4 separate regions of the Homo sapiens genome follow, and regions 2, 3 and 4 are each linked to region 1. A link is a contact called in ENCODE Hi-C or POLR2A ChIA-PET data. All regions are on one chromosome and are shown on one strand. The core of a region is the stretch at or near the end of the contact, and the rest is flanking DNA. Distances in the headings are between cores, read along the strand shown.

What was found. Hi-C counts contacts between places; a loop is a spot of excess contacts on that map. ChIA-PET counts read pairs that join two places held with the same protein, here RNA polymerase II (POLR2A). Pooled maps may share reads with other maps.
Region 2: a loop to region 1 is called in a map of naive thymus-derived CD4-positive, alpha-beta T cell, with 9 times the contacts of the local background. The contact joins the promoter of LINC02731 here to the promoter of ZBTB44-DT in region 1. A Hi-C loop is called at or near these places in 1 of 168 maps with a recorded cell type or tissue (naive thymus-derived CD4-positive, alpha-beta T cell) and 5 of 50 pooled maps. POLR2A ChIA-PET finds 5 or more read pairs at or near these places in 1 of 52 experiments (naive thymus-derived CD4-positive, alpha-beta T cell).
Region 3: a map of naive thymus-derived CD4-positive, alpha-beta T cell shows a loop between it and region 1 (16-fold over the local background). The contact joins the promoter of HYLS1 here to the promoter of ZBTB44-DT in region 1. A Hi-C loop is called at or near these places in 1 of 168 maps with a recorded cell type or tissue (naive thymus-derived CD4-positive, alpha-beta T cell) and 8 of 50 pooled maps. POLR2A ChIA-PET finds 5 or more read pairs at or near these places in 1 of 52 experiments (activated T-cell).
Region 4: a map of CD4-positive, alpha-beta T cell shows a loop between it and region 1 (6-fold over the local background). The contact joins the promoter of CDON here to the promoter of ZBTB44-DT in region 1. A Hi-C loop is called at or near these places in 2 of 168 maps with a recorded cell type or tissue (CD4-positive, alpha-beta T cell and CD4-positive, alpha-beta memory T cell) and 9 of 50 pooled maps.

Annotation. Positions count from the first base shown.
Region 1 is chr11:130,312,750-130,316,628 of GRCh38, forward strand. It overlaps ZBTB44-DT (ZBTB44 divergent transcript), which reads left to right and starts at 2,244. Exons shown (of 7, transcript NR_148980.1): 1 at 2,244-2,366. It overlaps ZBTB44 (zinc finger and BTB domain containing 44), which reads right to left and starts at 2,168. Exons shown (of 8, transcript NM_001301098.2): 1 at 1,626-2,168. RefSeq lists enhancers at 1,322-1,371, 2,532-2,631, 2,802-2,901 and silencers at 1,462-2,291, 3,202-3,261.
Region 2 is chr11:134,030,358-134,034,607 of GRCh38, forward strand. LINC02731 (long intergenic non-protein coding RNA 2731) reads left to right here and starts at 1,915. Exons shown (of 3, transcript NR_027276.1): 1 at 1,915-2,503. RefSeq lists enhancers at 779-1,278, 1,979-2,706, 2,707-3,434.
Region 3 is chr11:125,885,223-125,889,122 of GRCh38, forward strand. It overlaps HYLS1 (HYLS1 centriolar and ciliogenesis associated), which reads left to right and starts at 2,446. Exons shown (of 3, transcript NM_001134793.2): 1 at 2,446-2,543. RefSeq lists an enhancer at 2,154-2,203 and silencers at 2,344-2,393, 2,484-2,533, 2,634-3,023.
Region 4 is chr11:126,061,561-126,066,003 of GRCh38, forward strand. It overlaps CDON (cell adhesion associated, oncogene regulated), which reads right to left and starts at 1,306. Exons shown (of 20, transcript NM_001378964.1): 1 at 1,019-1,306. RefSeq lists silencers at 1,064-1,733, 1,804-1,893.

The DNA.
Region 1 (3,879 bases), core at 994-3,493:
CAACTGGGGGCAGAACCCTCAAAGACACTTTGGAACAACTGAGGAATTTTGAAGATGGAGTTGTTAATTTTGATAGGCATTAATAATGATACTGGGGTTAGTAGGAGAATGTCCCTATTTTTAGGAAACACATGCCGAAATATTTGAGGATTACAGTGTTTGCAGCTTACTTTCAAATAATTACACACATACAGAGAAAGACAGGAAACAATATGGCAAAAATGCTAATCACTGAGTTGGTTATTCATTGCATTGATTAGCATTTTTATTCATTGCATGAATAACCGATCACAATTGTATAGAACGAACCTCTATACGACTAAAATTTTTCATAACAAAGTTAATAAAATTGTACTTCTATTGAGAAGTACGGTAGAAAGTACACGAAAGTACATCTATACTGGAATTATATTTGGGTTGAAATCTAAACTATCTTACTAGTTGTGTGCCCTAAGGCAAGTTGTAATTCTTCGTATCACTAAGTTTGTCACTTCTATAAAATTCAAGTAATAATATCTGCATCATTAGGTTGTTCTGAGAATTAAATAATTACAAATGCAAAAATGCCAAGCAGTACTGCACAAAATGAATAATCTGGTTTTCATAATTAATCAGTACATTACTAATAATCCTAAAATACAAAACTAAAGGACTACGTTCATTATATTCACATTCTATGATAAGGGGAAACTACATTAGGTAAAATTATTATTAATCCACTGACAGTCCAAGTGAAGTAATGGGGGAAATGAAGATTTATACAGTATTTTTTAAACCCAAGAATTCCAACTGAACACCTAGAGAAAAGGAAATCAAAATCGTGCAGCTTGCTTCCGGTATCAGCCGATCTCCAAATAAAGCATTAAGAAAATAAGTGGAAGTTATGGAGAATTTCTTCCTGACTTCAAGAGATTATCTACTTACACGCTGAAAAAGAAATTAAGTTTTTGTCTTCATTTTTGTAAGTTCCAAAAAAAAGCACACAATTACGGGGTTTTATTGTAAATTCTGCTTGGATTCATAGAACTCACATGGACGCAATTTCCTTTTAATCAGTTCTAACGTACCTGTCATTTCTCGAGGTAACCCCTTTTTCTGATTAGGCCAGCAATAAAACGACTAGATGCAGAGTGATCCTCAGGAAGGAAAGGAAAAGAGGTGTGTGTGTGTGTGTATGTGTGTGTGTGTTTGTGTGTGTGTATATATATATATATATATTTTTTTAAAGAAGTGCCATCTTTTTCTTTCTGTACCAGAGAAAAAGCAGAAGGGGAAAGGAGGAAAAAAAACAGGTCTGAGCCTCCCGGGTTCGACCAGGTGAGAGGTGGCAACACTCCGGCCGCTCCGGGTTAGGGTGTTGGGCAAATGGGCGTGCAAAGGACGGGCAGCTCCCTGGAAGGTCGGGGTAACTGCTCCGGGACCGCGGGGCCCAAGGCCGGTCTCCTCCCAGAAGGATTAAATGCCACCGAGGGGATCCCGTGGGGTGTCTCCCGGCGCGGACTAGGCTGACAGACCCGGCTCTCCGCTCCCTTCGGCGCCAGGTGGGGGCCACGCGGTGTCAGCCACGGGCAGCGTGCAGGGGCCGTCCCCCGCGCGACCGGAGCCCGCCCTCCCCTCCCCGTTACCTGCGGGCGGCGGCGCCGGGCCCGGAGGCCTGCTGCTCCTCCTCCTTCTCCCGCCAGGCTGGGGCGGCGAGGCGGCGGCGGCGGCGGCCCGGGGGGAGGGGGCGGAGCGCGGCTCGCTGCCTCTCTCCTCCCCCGGGAGGCTCAGGGGCCCCTATCTCGGGCCGCCGCGCCTAGGCCCGTGAGCAGCCTGTGGTGGGGCATGGCGGCACAGCCACCGGCGTGCCCGCGAGTGGGAGTGCGAGGAGGCGGGGAGGGAAGCACCCCCAGCGCTCGGAGGGGCCAGAGGGGAGGAGCGAGGGGGCCCGGGAGCCGCGCGCTGGCGACCGTTGGGGACGGTTGGCCGAGGGCAGGCGGTTGTTTGGGGAGCGCGGCGACGGCTCGCGTGTTCCCAGCGGGGCGGGGTGGGGAAGGGGAAGGGGACTGAGGGGAGGGGAGGGGGAGGTTGGGAGGGAGCCGCCGCCGCGCGCGTGCGGCCGGCGCCGCCGCCGTTGCCGCTCCGCTCACTCCAGCCTGTTTGGGGGCACTTTGTTTGTGTCCCACAATGCTCTGCGCCGGCGGCCTGGCTGGGGAAGGGGAGGAGAAGGGGGCGGGGCGGAGCGCGCTCGGGGGCGGGGCTCGGGGCGGGGAAGGAAACGTGATGATTGCGCAAGCGCAGAAAATGGGCCCTCTTGGCCGTCGGGACTTGTACTGTTGGTGACTCCGTCTCCTTAGACGGTGGAGCCTGCGTGACCCAGAAAGGCCGTGAGTCTTGACACTGTATTTTTGCATATGTGCGCACATGTGCCGATTTACATTCACATGCCCCATAAGCCCTGTCCCATTTGTCCTTCCTCTAAGCCGTCCTCTTACCCAGTTCCCCTCTCACACCTGAGAAGCATTTCTCCGCAGGAGTCACATTTATAGCATTATTTTTTTCTTCGAACTAAAAACATAACTCCTATTTTCTCGGGTAGTTTTTGTAGGGAGGTCGAAATAGAAACACTTCAGCCCCTCTTCGGCGAGGGAGGTTAGTTGGTAAGGTGCCCATTGTTCACCCATGGAAACAGGCCTGCCAAGGGCCGCCCCGCAGACAGGTGAGCCCGCGCCCCCGTCCTGGGCGGACTGCGACATGCGGCGGGTGTCTGGATTGCGTGGCTCCTCGGGCCTCCTCGCAGTGCTTGCTCTCTTCCGTTCTAGCACTTGCCTCGGTGACCTGGCAGGACGTGCGGTTCTTGAGATGAGTGGAGAAACGGACTCCCAGGTCCCTCTCGTTCTTCCAACACAGGGACAGCTAGAGCTGCTCCAAAAATATACCCTACTTCTTCCACAACCGTGAATCTGTCATTTTTACTGCACCATCACTTACTTCCTGGCCTTCCCGGAGGAAGTGTGCGGGCCTCCCCGAAGTAACCGGTACCGCCCGGGGGGTTTTGAAGTTCTTGGTCAACTGCAAAATCAATCAACCTAGTTAACTCCTAGGGCCCTAAGTCTTGGCTTCCCCTGGCCAGGCGGGCGAGCGCTCTCCACACCGCCCCCGGAGGTCATAGGGGTTCCCGGGACTGCAGGCGGCAGCGCCCCAGGTGCCTGGGGGCGGGCGGGGTGCGGGCAGGTGCTCCTTGGGCGCTTTCTGTTTTCCCACGCCTCCAGTTTGCAAACCGAAAGACTTCTTTCCAGAGGGTTTTGTGCAAGGTGGGTGGACGTCCCGCTGAAGTAGAGTGGATTTTCCTTTTGAAACACTTGGCAACATCTCACATTAATTCACTCTGAGAGACAAGCAGCCAAGCACCTGAACACCCTGACACTTGCAATCTTCTTTAGGAATAAAGGCAATAAAAACAACTTCTGTTTTTATAGTCCTTCGCAGTTTCCAACAAGTTTTCAAGCATGTATAATGTTATCTAATCCTTACGGCAACTGTAATTCACAGGTTTTATCACAGGTTTCTATTATTATTCCCACTATCATTCTTATTATTCCCATTTCAGAGATGAGAAAAATCAGAAAGATGCGAACTAGGCCCAGAAACTTTTGCACTAAGTTTTGAAGAGGGGAAGGGAAAGAAGGCGGAATGCTTACCTGGGAGAGGACTGGCGGCCACAGAGCAGGGCTCAGGAAAGGGCATGAGCTGGGGCCCTGGTGAGGAATGTGTGAGAATGTATGTAGGTGGTAAGCAACTGGACAAGAATCAGGGTGGAAATGAAGTAGTCAAATCCTATCTACCTCTCCTAGTGCCTTTAACAGGATAGTCAATAAAAGACCATGAGGCAAGTCTTTT
Region 2 (4,250 bases), core at 665-3,164, 3.7 Mb after region 1:
ATTTAGTGAGGGGCCCAAAGCCTCACAGCTGGACCCAGCTGAACTAAGCTGGACTTAACCGAGCTCTTTCGGCTTCTATATGAAATTAGAGGGAGAAACTGCTTCTCCCCACTGAGTTCTCTCCTCCCCTAACGTGTCACATCCCCTGCACCTGGTGTTCTGGGAAGCTCACATCTCAAGCTCTCTCCTGGACTCCTTATACTGCACAGAGCCCAGAGCTCCAGACACAACAAGAGGGGGTTCCACAGAAGAAGGGGAATAAAAGAGATAAAAGAGAGCCAAGGGCACCTGCTGCTCACTCCCGACCTGGGGACCAGGCAAAGTGGCCCAGGCCAACGTTAGAGTCCTCTGTGGTGGGGTCAAGGGTTTAAAACACATAGTGTGGTTTCAAGGGTTTCTTAGGGTTGATTTTTTTTTTCCTAGACAAATACAAAGAAAAATGAAGAAAAAATTAGGACAATGTCCCAGGAGCCTCAAGTAAAAACTAGGAAGCAGCTGGTGGTGGAGGAAAAGCCACGCCAGGGAGATAGAAATGGAGTCTCCAGGCCGGCTGAGGCGTGTGTTTAATGGAGGCCGGCTGTGCAGGTAGAGGACGGAAGTGTCGGGAGCCCTCCCTGCAGAAGAGGTGTGTCGACCCCACAGCTGCCAACGTGTCCCAGAATGAGGCCCCTCGTGAGTCTGCAAGGGCTGGAAAGCAAGCCTGCCCCAGGTATGCGTGGGGCGGGGGCTGAGCCTCCAGCGCCCCCAGTGTTCATAAGGAAGAGGTGCGTGGGAGCTCCCTGGGGGCTCAGGCCAGGGTCAGGAGCTGTGGAGAACTGCGACCACCCTGCTCCTGGCTACCTCGAGCCCACGCTGGCTCATTTGGCAGTGAGAAGACAAATGCCAGGTGGGGCTTAGGAGGAGGACGGTGGGGAGCATAGAGAGGTCGGTGGATGAGAAAGACGGGAGGGGACTGGGGCAGAGGAAAGGGCTGGGCCCCCAGGATGAAGGGGAAAGGCAGGCAGGTGATCTGCAGGTGGGAAGGAGAGAGAAGATGGGAGCAGAGAAGAAACCATGAGGCCAGATAACAGGGCAGAGAAAGGAGACGGAGAAGCCACAGGGGCTCGGGGAGTGACGTGACATGTGGGTCACCTGTGAGGGCAAGCACCCCAGTCCTCTCTTCCTAAAGGCTGGTGGAAACAGGGGGTAGAAGGTGCCGGATGCCTGCCACTCATGCCCTCTCCTGCCTTCCCCCGTCTCCCTCATCTCTGTACCCTCCCCTGGGGGCTGAGCCCAGGTTCTGCTCTGCTTCTGAGTCCTCTTGTCCCTCAGTTGCCACTTTCTGCGTTTTTCCAGACTCTTTCTGTCCATTCACCTGCCACAGACAAGGGCTAAAAATTCAGAAGCCAAGTTTCTGATGCCAGCTCTGTTCCTCAAATGCTGGGCCGCACTGGTGGAGTGCCCTCTAGTCTGAACTCCACAGCTGCTTCATTGATACCCCTCCCACGGAGTTGTAAGGGGATAATAGAGCGGATGAAAACGGACTGTAAAAGCACCAAAGGATGAAGACACTTTGGATCCTACGTTTATTTCCAGGACTGAAGCCCTCGGGTTTCTTTAAGAGGAGACGTCCTTGTGCTCGTCCTTGTCCTCGTCCTCCTGTGCACCATGGCTTTTGCTGTGGGCCTGACACACCTTGGGGCTGCCTTGTTTCAGGTCAGAAGAGGAGAACTTGTAGAGTGAGCCATGCTTGGGTGGAAGGTAGGTGGGCTCACCAACATCCTCTACACAATTAGTACAGACTGTGATCTGAGGTGGCGTCCTAGAGCTAGAGGCTAAGAAGTCTCATGCCTGAAGCAGATCTAGGCATTTAACACGCAGAATAAGCTAGGTGGGTTTTCAAGGAGCTGCTGAATATGCATGAGAGGCAGCAAGAGAGAGAGCAGGAGAATGAACATGGGGGAGACGCAGAGAAGCACACAGAGGCATGACTGATAAGGGCAGAGGAGGAAAGAAGGTCTCGGAGACCAGGGCATGAATGTGGTTGCACAGAGACGGGGAGAAGGATGGGGAGAAATGAGGAACAGGAAGAAGATTCCGAGAGAAATAAAGAGGCCGAGAGGAGCTGAGCCAGGCAGCCGGTGGAGCAGGCAGATGGAACAACAGAGACAAAGAACAGAGCCACAGAGTGGGCACACAGCAAGGCCTGGCAGCCAAGCCCTGTGGGTTTGGTGGGAGCAGATGCTTGTATGGGAGCAGCAGCTGATGGCCCCCAGCACGTGCATCCTTGTTGACTCCAGGCCCAGCACAGCCTCCTCGGCAGCCGGCCTTAGCCTGGAGGAGCAACCCTGGTCCAGAGAGGCAGACGAATGGCAGCCCTGCCCCGTGGGGGCTCCGGTTCTTCTCCTCCATCCTCCTCCAGGCTCCGCCCACCTGCTCCGTCTGCCTCCCAGGGCCTCGTGAATCCCAGGGAAGCCATGAGCTGCCACATCACGCCCGGAAGGAAGCGGGCTGCGTTGGAGGGGTGAGTGTGAACCGCTGCAGTGTGCTTAGCTCTTCCTCGGGTGGGAGCATGTGCAGGGGTGTGCACGCTGTGGGAGGGGCGAGAGGGGGAGAAACGTCTGGGCTGCACGGGAACTAGCGCCAAGAGGCTGGGACGAGGCGGGGTGGGGACAGATCCCCGGCAGCACTGCTGGCACAGCTGCCACGCCCAGAGCCCTCTCCACCCCTGGCTGCCTGGATGTGAGCATCTGCAGCTCCTTGCCGCCACCCAAGCCACCAGACTGCCATAACCTCTGAGCGGAAAGGATCTGAGTGGACCCTGGTTTTTGGGTCAGAGGAGCCTTGGGGCTTCCTTGACCTCATTCTCTCCAGCTGCTACCCACAGGCCATTTTCCCATCACTCTACAATAGTCTGGTGTGAGTGGTGCCCCCACCCCAAGAAGCTCAGAAGGGCCAGGGAGAGGGAGGTTTCCACCAGGACCTAGCCTTCGCCCCAGTCCAAAGGCAACTCCCACACTGCCCTCCACACCCCCTCAAGCCCCTCCACAAAGGACATCGTCAGAACACTACAGGGACACCCCGACATCAGGCTCCCCACTGTGCCTGGGGCAGTCCTCGCTGGTCCCACACCCAAGGTCAGGGGTGCCTGCCAGTGGCCCAAAGTGCACAAGAGGCAAGCCCTGGGAGGGAAGAGGGTAGAGGGGAAGCGGGTGGGGAGGACAGTGTCGATTGCAGGCGCAATCCGAGCAAAAGACGGGCACCACAGGAGCCAGATGGGCCAAGAAGAAACAGAAGTTCAGTAGGAAGAGACAGATAAACAGCAGACACCAAGCAAGCAGCCAAGCATATGCTTTGCAAGCAGGCAACACAAGCACCCAGTAGGGTTTGGGGGCTGGGGAGGGTACATGAGCCCACAGGGAGGGGGACATTAGGTTTGCTGTGGGCTGACTCTGCCTGGTTAGAATCAGTGATCTAATCCTCTCCACGGAGCCTCAGAAACATGGAGCTGCAGCCGGTGCTGGCAAGGAAAAGCAGCGTTTGGCAGGGTGGAAGGAAAGAGTGCTTATGCTGGTGCCCGAGAGATTGGTCTCTGGTAGAAGAAACATAGCCCCAGACTTGGAAGCCCGAATAGCCACGTGCTGTCTCCAAGACTCAGAGCAGAGACCCCTAAAGCTGAACCGGATTCACAAGAGGAGCAGAGGACCGCCTCCCGCAAACCCGGGAAGTCCTTGAGCCCTGCAGGTGCCGGCTTTCCCTGCTAATGAAGCCCATCTAGGCTGGAGCCCTCAGTCTGGGTGATGTCATCCTTTTGAGCTTCAGGCAGGCAAGGGGTGGAGCCAGGCTAGAGCTTTGCAGAGTTTGCACGCTCCACCCCTGACTGCTCTGACTTCTGGGCCCTGTCTACCCAGCTCCCTCTTGGCCACGGCTTCCTGGCCAGCCCTGCTGGAAACCGGGAGCTGCTGCAGAGCTGGAGGAGGGAGGGGGTCACCCAGATCACCTCTGCAGAGAGCAGGGCCTGGCCGGGGATGGGCTTCACAGAGGCCCTCTTCCACCCATCCATGCTTGTTCCTACGTTCACTTCAGGGAGCCCTGAGGTTTTGCGGGAACCCAGGGTCCTGGGACCCCAGCCTCAGCCTCTCCCCTCCACCTAGCATGTCCAGAAATGCTCATCTGCAGTACCAAGTACCAGGTGTCCCAGTGGAATTTCTTCTCTGAATACCACTCCGGGGAGGAATAAAACTGAGGGAGATAAGCACCACCCTGGGTTT
Region 3 (3,900 bases), core at 1,196-3,695, 4.4 Mb before region 1:
TGGCGGATCGCTTGAGGTCAGAGTTCAAGACTAGCCTGGCCAATATGATGAAACCCTGTCTCTACTAAAAATACAAAAATTAGCTGGGTGTGGTGGCACACGCCTGTAGTCCCAGCTACTCAGGAGACTGAGGCATGAAAATCATTTGAACCTGGGAGGTGGAGGTTGCAGTGAGCCAAGATCGTGCCACTGCACCCCAGCCTGGGCTACAGAGAGAGACTCTGTCTCAAAAAAAATTAAAAAAAAAAGAAAAAGAAACGAACTGGGGGATCCATAAGGAGAATGCTGATGTTCAAAGCTGGAAGAAAAATGATTCCATCTACTCTTTGGTTTCTAAGACAGATTGGAGATTCAAAGCCAAAGAAAAAGTCATGCTGGCATAAGATAAAACCTGAGCATATTAAATTTGCTCCTATGGAAAGAAAAGAATATATGCACTAAAACAAAGGTCCCCAACCCCCAGGCCACGGACAGGCACCTAGGAACCAGGCCGCAAGGCAGGGGGTAAGCCGTAGGAGCTTCATCTGTTTCTACAGCCACTCCCCATCTGGCATTACTGCCTGAGCTCTGCCTTCCGTCGCATGAACAGGGGTGTTAGAGTCTCACAAGAGCGTGAACCCTATTGTGAACTGCGCAAGCCAGGGATCTAGGTTGCATGCTCCTTATGAGAATCTAATGCCTGATGATCTGTCACTGTCTCCCATCACCCCCAGATGGGACCATCTAGTTGCAGAAAAACAAGCTCAGGGCTCCCACTGATTCTACATTACAGTGAGTTGCATAATTATTTCATTATATGTTACAATATAATAATAGAAATAAAGTGCACAATAAATGTAATGCGCTTGAATCATCCCAAAACCATACCCCCTCTCTGAGCCATGGAAAAATTGTCTTCCATGAAACCTGTCTCTAGTGCCAAAAAGGTTGGGACCGCTGCACTAAAGGAGTGTTATGATATTGCAGATGTAGGGGCAGTCACTCAAATCTCCACAACCTACTTCTGTCATCTTCCCTCCTTTGTTCTTTCCATTTTCTTCCTCCCACAAATTCAAAGTGCCTTAGAGGTAGCACAAAGGCCCTGAGGCAAAGAGGGAGAGTAAGAGATAATACGAAGTGTTTGGAGGAAAAGGATTAAACATTTCTCCCCTCCCACTGAATCCTGGATTTAAGAAATGGTGTAAGATGAACTTGACAACTAGCACCTATTTGTTTAAGGTGGAAAATGCAATGCTCAGGACTCAAGACCAGTTGAGATAGGTTTGCTTGGTATTGACTAGGATATTGAACCCTGAGGGCCTCTCCTCTTGCTTTTACAGATCTCATCCTCAGCAATCCCCAAGCACTAGATTTTTTTTTTTTTTTTTTTTTTTTTTTTTACAGGTACAGATGCAAAAAGAGTTAAAACATCGGGTTTAAAAAAAAAATTAGTGGCTGGGCACAGAGGCTCACAACTGTAATCCCAGAGCTTTGGGAGGCCGAGGGGGTAGAATCACCTGACTAACATGGTGAAACCCCATCTCTACTAAAAATACAAAATTAGCCGGGCATGGTGGTGCTCGCCCGTAATCCCAGCTGCTCGGGAGGCTGAGGCAGGAGAATCGCTTGAACCTGGGAGGCAGAGGTTACAGAGAGCTGAGATCGCGCCACTACTCTCCAGCCTGGGCAACTGGGCAACAAGAGGGAAACTCCGTCTCAAAAAAAAAAAAAAAAAAAAGTTGAGAGTAACACCATGTGAAGGAGACAGGCACATTCCAAAAGAAAACAAGTGCATGTCGGAGCAAGGCAGTCGGTGGCTGGAGCACAGTTAGAGTAACGTGGGAGGAGCTGTGGAGACGCAGCCACGGGTCACGCCAGGGCCCTGCACACCATGCAGAGGAAAGGAAGAGCTCAGTGCGCCAGGGTTTCATACAGCCGCTCTCTCAGGCCCCAAGGAAACGTCTAGAGCGCACAGGCGGACTCACCCCAGACTGTTCGAACCGTCCCTGAGCGCCCGCCCTCGTCTCCCGGCACCACTGGCCCCGCAGCAGCCAGTTGAGAAGGGCGGAGGCTGATTCCAATGAAGTGGCAGACCGTTAGGCGGCCTCTCCAAAAAGCCAGCTATGTCGCCGTTAGCCAAGGTTTGAGGGTCTTCTCCTTCTCTTCGAGGGCCCAACCTCCCCTCCAGATTTAGTACACCAGAGGCGTCGCAGCAACGGCTGCTGCCTGCGCGCCTCAGCTAGGCGGGCTCGGATATTTTTAAGGCCACATTGGAAATCCCGGGCATGCTCCCGCCGGCGGAGAAGGCCCAGACAAAATGTGCGCCAATCAGGATACAGACTTGGAGGACGTTTACCCTCAGGACCAATAAGAGGGAGGGCGGACCGGGCCAAGGGTGCCGGTTCGCTCTCCGGATTTAAACCTCAGCGGTCGGCGGTTAACCGCAGGCTCGGCGCGTGGGCCGGCAGTGCGCCTGCGCAAGTTACGCGAAAGCTAACAGAATCTGCGGTGCTCTGCTGGCGACTGGCAGGACGCGGTGCAGAGAGCGGACTTCCGCGACGCGGGTAAGCCGGGCGAAGGCCGGAAGCGGAGGGACGCGGGGACCTGGTGGCTGCCGGCCCACTGCGGCGGGAGCCCTCGCTCCTTTTCCCACCGTCGGGACGGTGCAGAGTGGCAGCTTCCCTCCGTGGATTCCAGGTCCTGCCTGGCGAGCCGTCCCCAACGTCTGCGTTCCTGAGGGAGGCGGCCGGGGCAGCGTGAGCTACAGGCGATGTGCGCGGCGGGCCGCAGCCCCTGGAGGTCACGGTGTGCGCTGGCCGCCGCCGCGGTCTTTGCCCCGGTGGCCTTTCTGAGCTCCTGGGCCGCGCCCCTGGGACCAGGCGGAGGCCGGGGACGGCCCCAGGGCTGGAGGGGAGTCCCGAAGGCCGCTAGCGACCTGGGTCCAAGCCACGCCCACGGCCAGGCGGGGCGACTGCGAGCTTTGCCGTTGAAAGGCGGAGCGTGTCTTGTCGCCTTCTAGCTGCACCTTTTGTGGACTGCAGCATGGAACCGTCCAAGGTGTTTGTCCACCCCGAAATGGAAATAAATCTTTTTTATTCTAAACAGTATACAATCTCACTAAGCAGGCAAAGAAAAACATTAAGATATCTTTTTAGATTGGTAAGATTTTTCAGTACCCCATGCTGCTGAGAGAGTGAAGAAATGAAAGCAAGCACCTTTATGGCCTGTGTGCTGGGGATAATCTGTTTTTCTAGAGGGCAGTTTGGCATTATAAATCAGAATTCAGGCCGGGCGCGGTGGCTCACGCCTGTTACCCCAGCACTTTGGGAGGCCGAGGTGGGCGGATCACGTGAGGTCAGGAGTTCGAGACCAGCCCGACCAATACGGTGAAACCCCGTCTCTACTAAAAATACAAAAATTGGCCGGGCTTGGTGGCGGGCGCCTGTAGTCCCAGCTCCTCGGGAGGCCGAGACAGGAGAATCTCTTGAACCCGGGAGGGAGAGGTTGCAGTGAGCCGAGATCGCGCCACTGCACTCCAGCCTGGGCGACCGAGCAAGACTCTTGTCTCAAAAAAAAAAAAAAAAAAGAGAAAAGAAAAACATAAATCAGAATTCAAGTAGTACCATAACTTCTAAGTCATAATCCAATTCCAGGAGTTTATTCCAAGGACATAAATCGGACAAGAATGCAAACATAGTATGTACATGTTTTTAGCAATCCGAGCAACATTTAGTACGTGTAAAGAAGAAAGAAAATACTCGAAATTTCATCAGTCACAGATAACCATCAAACACTGTTCACATTTAGGTTTACTTCAGATATATTCATAATATATACCTTATATTTATGTGATTTCCTTATAAAATGTGTTTTAAATAATTGCATGTTACAAATATAATAAAGTATGTTAATTTAAAAGAA
Region 4 (4,443 bases), core at 56-2,555, 4.3 Mb before region 1:
AGGTATGCCAAGTGTCAGTTGGGAATTTGAGGGTTATGTTATCAGCGCCGAAAGGAATCAGAATTCACTGACTTGGCGTCTTTCATCTTTACTGGCATAGGCCTGAAAATAAATCTCATGTGAGCTTTTAGTCCAACCTCCTGTTTTTCAAGGTGTCTGGTTTGGGACACAAAGGCTGACTTTCTGTTGATGAGGTTCTCTAAATTCTGGATTCCCACTGGAAAGCAGTCTGCCCTTAAAGCACCTGCCACCCTCTGTCGTCCTGATGAGGAAGGGCAGGCATTCTGGAAACAGCTCCTTTTGGAGAGCCTTCCACCTGATTTGGTGGGGTTAGGGAGAACAATGAAGGGAAGGGCAAGAGAGTCTATCTATCCCCCTCAGTGATTTATTGCTGAAATTCCTAGATGTGGAGAGAAAGCAACAAAGGTCTGGAAGCTGCCGACTGAAATAAATAGCGAGCTGTAATGTATTTAGCAAATGATAATGCAATCCACAGAAAGCTTTACAGAGGAGAAGGAAAAATACACTCCCTGGGGCTGGGAAGTCAGTGAGTCTTGTGAAGGCAGAGAAAGATACATTGTGCAGGAAATTTCTCTTGCTTCTCCCTACACATAAATCACTGTCTCTCGCGGGCGCTCTGCAGGGATGGAGATTGAGAGAGGCCAGGGACCCGGCTCCCTTGGGAAAACGCGCGGGCGCCCTAGCTCCCCGCTCTGCGGCATCTCACCTGCCCCCGAGGACCATCGTCAAGAAGAGGTTTCGTCGTGTCACTGACACCTCACCCCGCCTCCTCCCGCGAGGTGCCTCCGAGCCCCCGAGGACGCGGAACGCCGGGGCTCCCCGCCGGGCAAGCATCAGCATCCAGACCCCGCACGCAGCCCTGCACCCCCACGCCCTCCAGGGAACGCCGGCCCGCCCGTCCCCGGGACCTCCCGTCCCCTAAGCCAAGGCCCCCCAAGCCCAGTGCCCGCGCGCCACCCCTCCCTCCGACCCTGCGGCGGGACCCCCACCCCCGCACCTCTCCGCGGGGCTGGCTAAGCCTCCAGACCTCCTGCGCTGCAGCCGGCTCGGAAAGCCACCCCCAGGTCATCCCCCCGCGCGCGCGCGGCGGCGGCTACGGTGGCGGCGGCTGCGATCCGAACGGGCCCCTCCATGCACCGCGCAGGGCAGAGGAGGGAGCGGCGCCTCGCACGCCGGGGCTGGGGCGCTGGGCAGGGCGGGCGGGCGTGGGGTCCCGGGTCTCCTCGCACCTAGCCGCGCGAGCCGGGCTCCCGGGCTCAGGGGAGGGGAGCTGAGGGGCGGAGTCACCGGGGCGCGCCCCCGCGGCTGCGCTCCTCCCCGCCGGGGAGCGCGGGCACGTAACTCGGAGGGTGCTGGGCCGGCCCGGAGCACGCGAGCAGCGGGAGGAGGGACCGGGGAATGACTGACGGAGGCGGGCCGTAGAGGCCGCTGTGCCCCGCCGGCCCGCACCCGGCCGGAGTGTGCGCGCGCAGCCTGCCAGATCAGCGGCGGGGGCACGGGCCGTACCAAGTGACGGAGGGGGGCACGCTCTGGGCAGGACCCTCTCCTCGTCATTGACCTGCCTACTCTGCAAGAGAGATACCCCAGGGGAGCATAGAAGAGGCTTTTCTTGGGTGTAGGACAGGTAAGGGTGAGTTGCCTTACCAAGTCACGGAGATTCCCATCATGCCTGCACTCACGCTCCCCTCACCTTTCATTCCCTTGGAGAGACGGCTCTTCTGGCAGGTCTCCAAATGGTCGACTCTGTCCCCCGAGGCCCCGCCCTAGCCTCGTTCGGGCCCCGCCCTAGCCTCGTTCGGGCCCCGCCCTAGCCTCGTTCAGGCCCCGCCCCTCGCCCCGCCCCGCCCCTCGCCTCTACCTAAGTTCTCTGAGCCGCCAACGGGTGCATCCCTTCTCCCGGTTCTTGCCTGGTCTCTCTTAGGGTTCCAGCGGCCCACCGCTTATACCTCCTTCGCCTTTCCACCACTTTCCATGTTTAATTCCTTAGGCAGCTTCATCTGATTCCCCCACCACCACCCACCCGCCCTGCCTGCACATAAACGCAAGCAGGTAGCAAAACTCAGGGGCTAGGAGAGGCGTGGTGTGAGCCTTTGGCCCCAGAGTCTTTCCAACTCGTCCGTTGGACCTGCCCCAAGTTATCTGAACTCAATGAACTTCAGTTGTTCAAACAGAAAAAGGAAAAATAAATTTCTATTCAAAATGTTGCTGTGAAGCGTAAATACGATACTTTGTGAAAAGCACCTGCCACTCAGTGGGCATTCAAGGACTGTAACTTCTTTATAAATTGTTATTATTAGCAGTTAGCTCTTTTTTTTCCCCATCATCATTACTTACTATTAGCTTAACTACAAAAGGATCCCTAATAATAGTTAAGTTTATAAATACTCAGTACTGAACTTCAGGAGAAATATGCCAGTCCTCCCTTACCTTCTTACGTGAATTTTAAAAAGAAATGCTTTGAAAGTGTGGTATTGTTCAAGCAGGTTAGCTTTCTGCATTAGCTAGATTCAGGGTTTTTGTAAAGCCCCTGGAAAGAAAGTCAGTACAGGACGGAAAAAAAAAACACAATTTTTTTTCTTAAGACGGAGTCTCACTCTGTCGCCCAGGCTGGGGTGCTCTTGTTGCCCAGGCTGGAGTGCAATGGTGCGATCTTGGCTCACTGCAACCTCCGCCTCCCGAGTGCAAGCGATTCTCCTGCCTCAGCCTCCCAAGTAGCTGGGATTACAGCACGTGCCACCACACCCGGCTAATTTTTGTATTTTCAGTAGAAACGGGGTTTTGCCATGTTGGCCAGGTTGGTCTTGAACTCCTGACCTCAGATGATTCTCCCGCCTTGGCCTCCCAAAGTGCTGGGATTACAGGCGTGAGCCACCACACCCAGCCAGAAAAAAACTCTTAACTCTAGTTTGTCCTCCACTGTTCTATTGTTCACTTTTGGAGACCAAGAATCTATATGTTATTAACAAGCTATGGTAAACGATTTTTCATTCGGCAAGTAAGTCTTTCTATAGAGGATTTAACTGAAATGAGAGTTTTGTGTGGATGTTAATAGAAGTCTTGCAAATTTATTGTGGCTACAGAGAATTCCAGGTTCTTCTCCTGGGACATAATGCACTTTGTGCACCTCCAGATCTCACAGTGCCATTTGAATTCACTATGCCTACTGTTACTCATAGTCAGACTAAGAAAAAAATCACAATGTTTGTTGATATTAATTACTTCCTCTCCCCCTTTTTTTGTAAAGCAGAGAAATCATTTCAGGTGTAAAACAGTTTTTCATTAATGAATCATTCATCCATTTGTTCAACATTAAGAAACAATGTGCAGTCCCAAGCTTCAAAGAGCTCACAGTCTAACTGTGATACAGACACACACGTGGGTAAGTACAAGGAGACATCTTCAGTGCAATGAACAGGGAGCTGTGTGAACACAAGGTCAGTATAGTATTGAGTATAGTATTAAGAGGTGATAGTATTAAGAGGTGATAGTATTAAGAGGTGATAGTATTAAGAGGTGATAGTATTAAGAGGTGATAGTATTAAGAGGTGATAGTATTAAGAGGTGATAGTATTAAGAGGTGATAGTATTAAGAGGTGATAGTATTAAGAGGTGATAGTATTAAGAGGTGATAGTATTAAGAGGTGATAGTATTAAGAGGTGATAGTATTAAGAGGTGGAGACTTTAGAAGCTGACTAAGTCATGAGGACCACCCTCATGAGCAAGATTCATGACCTTATAAAAGGGCTTCAAGGAGCTAGCTAGCCCCTTCTGTCCCTTCTGCCGTGGGAGGACACAGAGAGGTCATCATCTGTAAGGAGTAGGCACTTACCAGACCCTGAATCTGCAGGCACCTTGATCTTGGATTTCCCAACCTCCATAACTATGAGAAATAAATTTCTGTTGCTTAAAGAGTACCCAATCTAAGGCATTTTGTTATAGCAGCAGAAACAGACTAAGACACTATGGGGCCTCCAACCACAGATGTCCACTATGTAGAGAACTCCAAGTGGAAATACGGATTTAAACGTCATCAGCATAAAGTAGTGTTTATACCATTAAAGTGGAAGCGATCTCTCAGGAATAATATGGAACCAGAAAGTTGTAGCCAAGGATGGATCTCTAAAACTCCAATAACTAAAGCCCCCAATTATCTTGATGAATTTGGAGCAAAGGCTGTTTACTGAACTCAAGGTATGGGACTTGAAAAGGATGCTTGAAGAAGGTGGTGAAGGTTTGGAATAGTCATTAGGAAAAATGAGAGTTGAAAAATGAAAGTAGAAAATCACTCAGAGAATTGATAAGTGATGCTGAGGGCCTGGCTGAGGTTGGAGACCATTAATGTATGGTGATGGAGCTTGCATGATTATGTGGTTTTCTCCATCAAAATTTAATCAGTCAGGTAGAAGGGGAAAAGCATAACA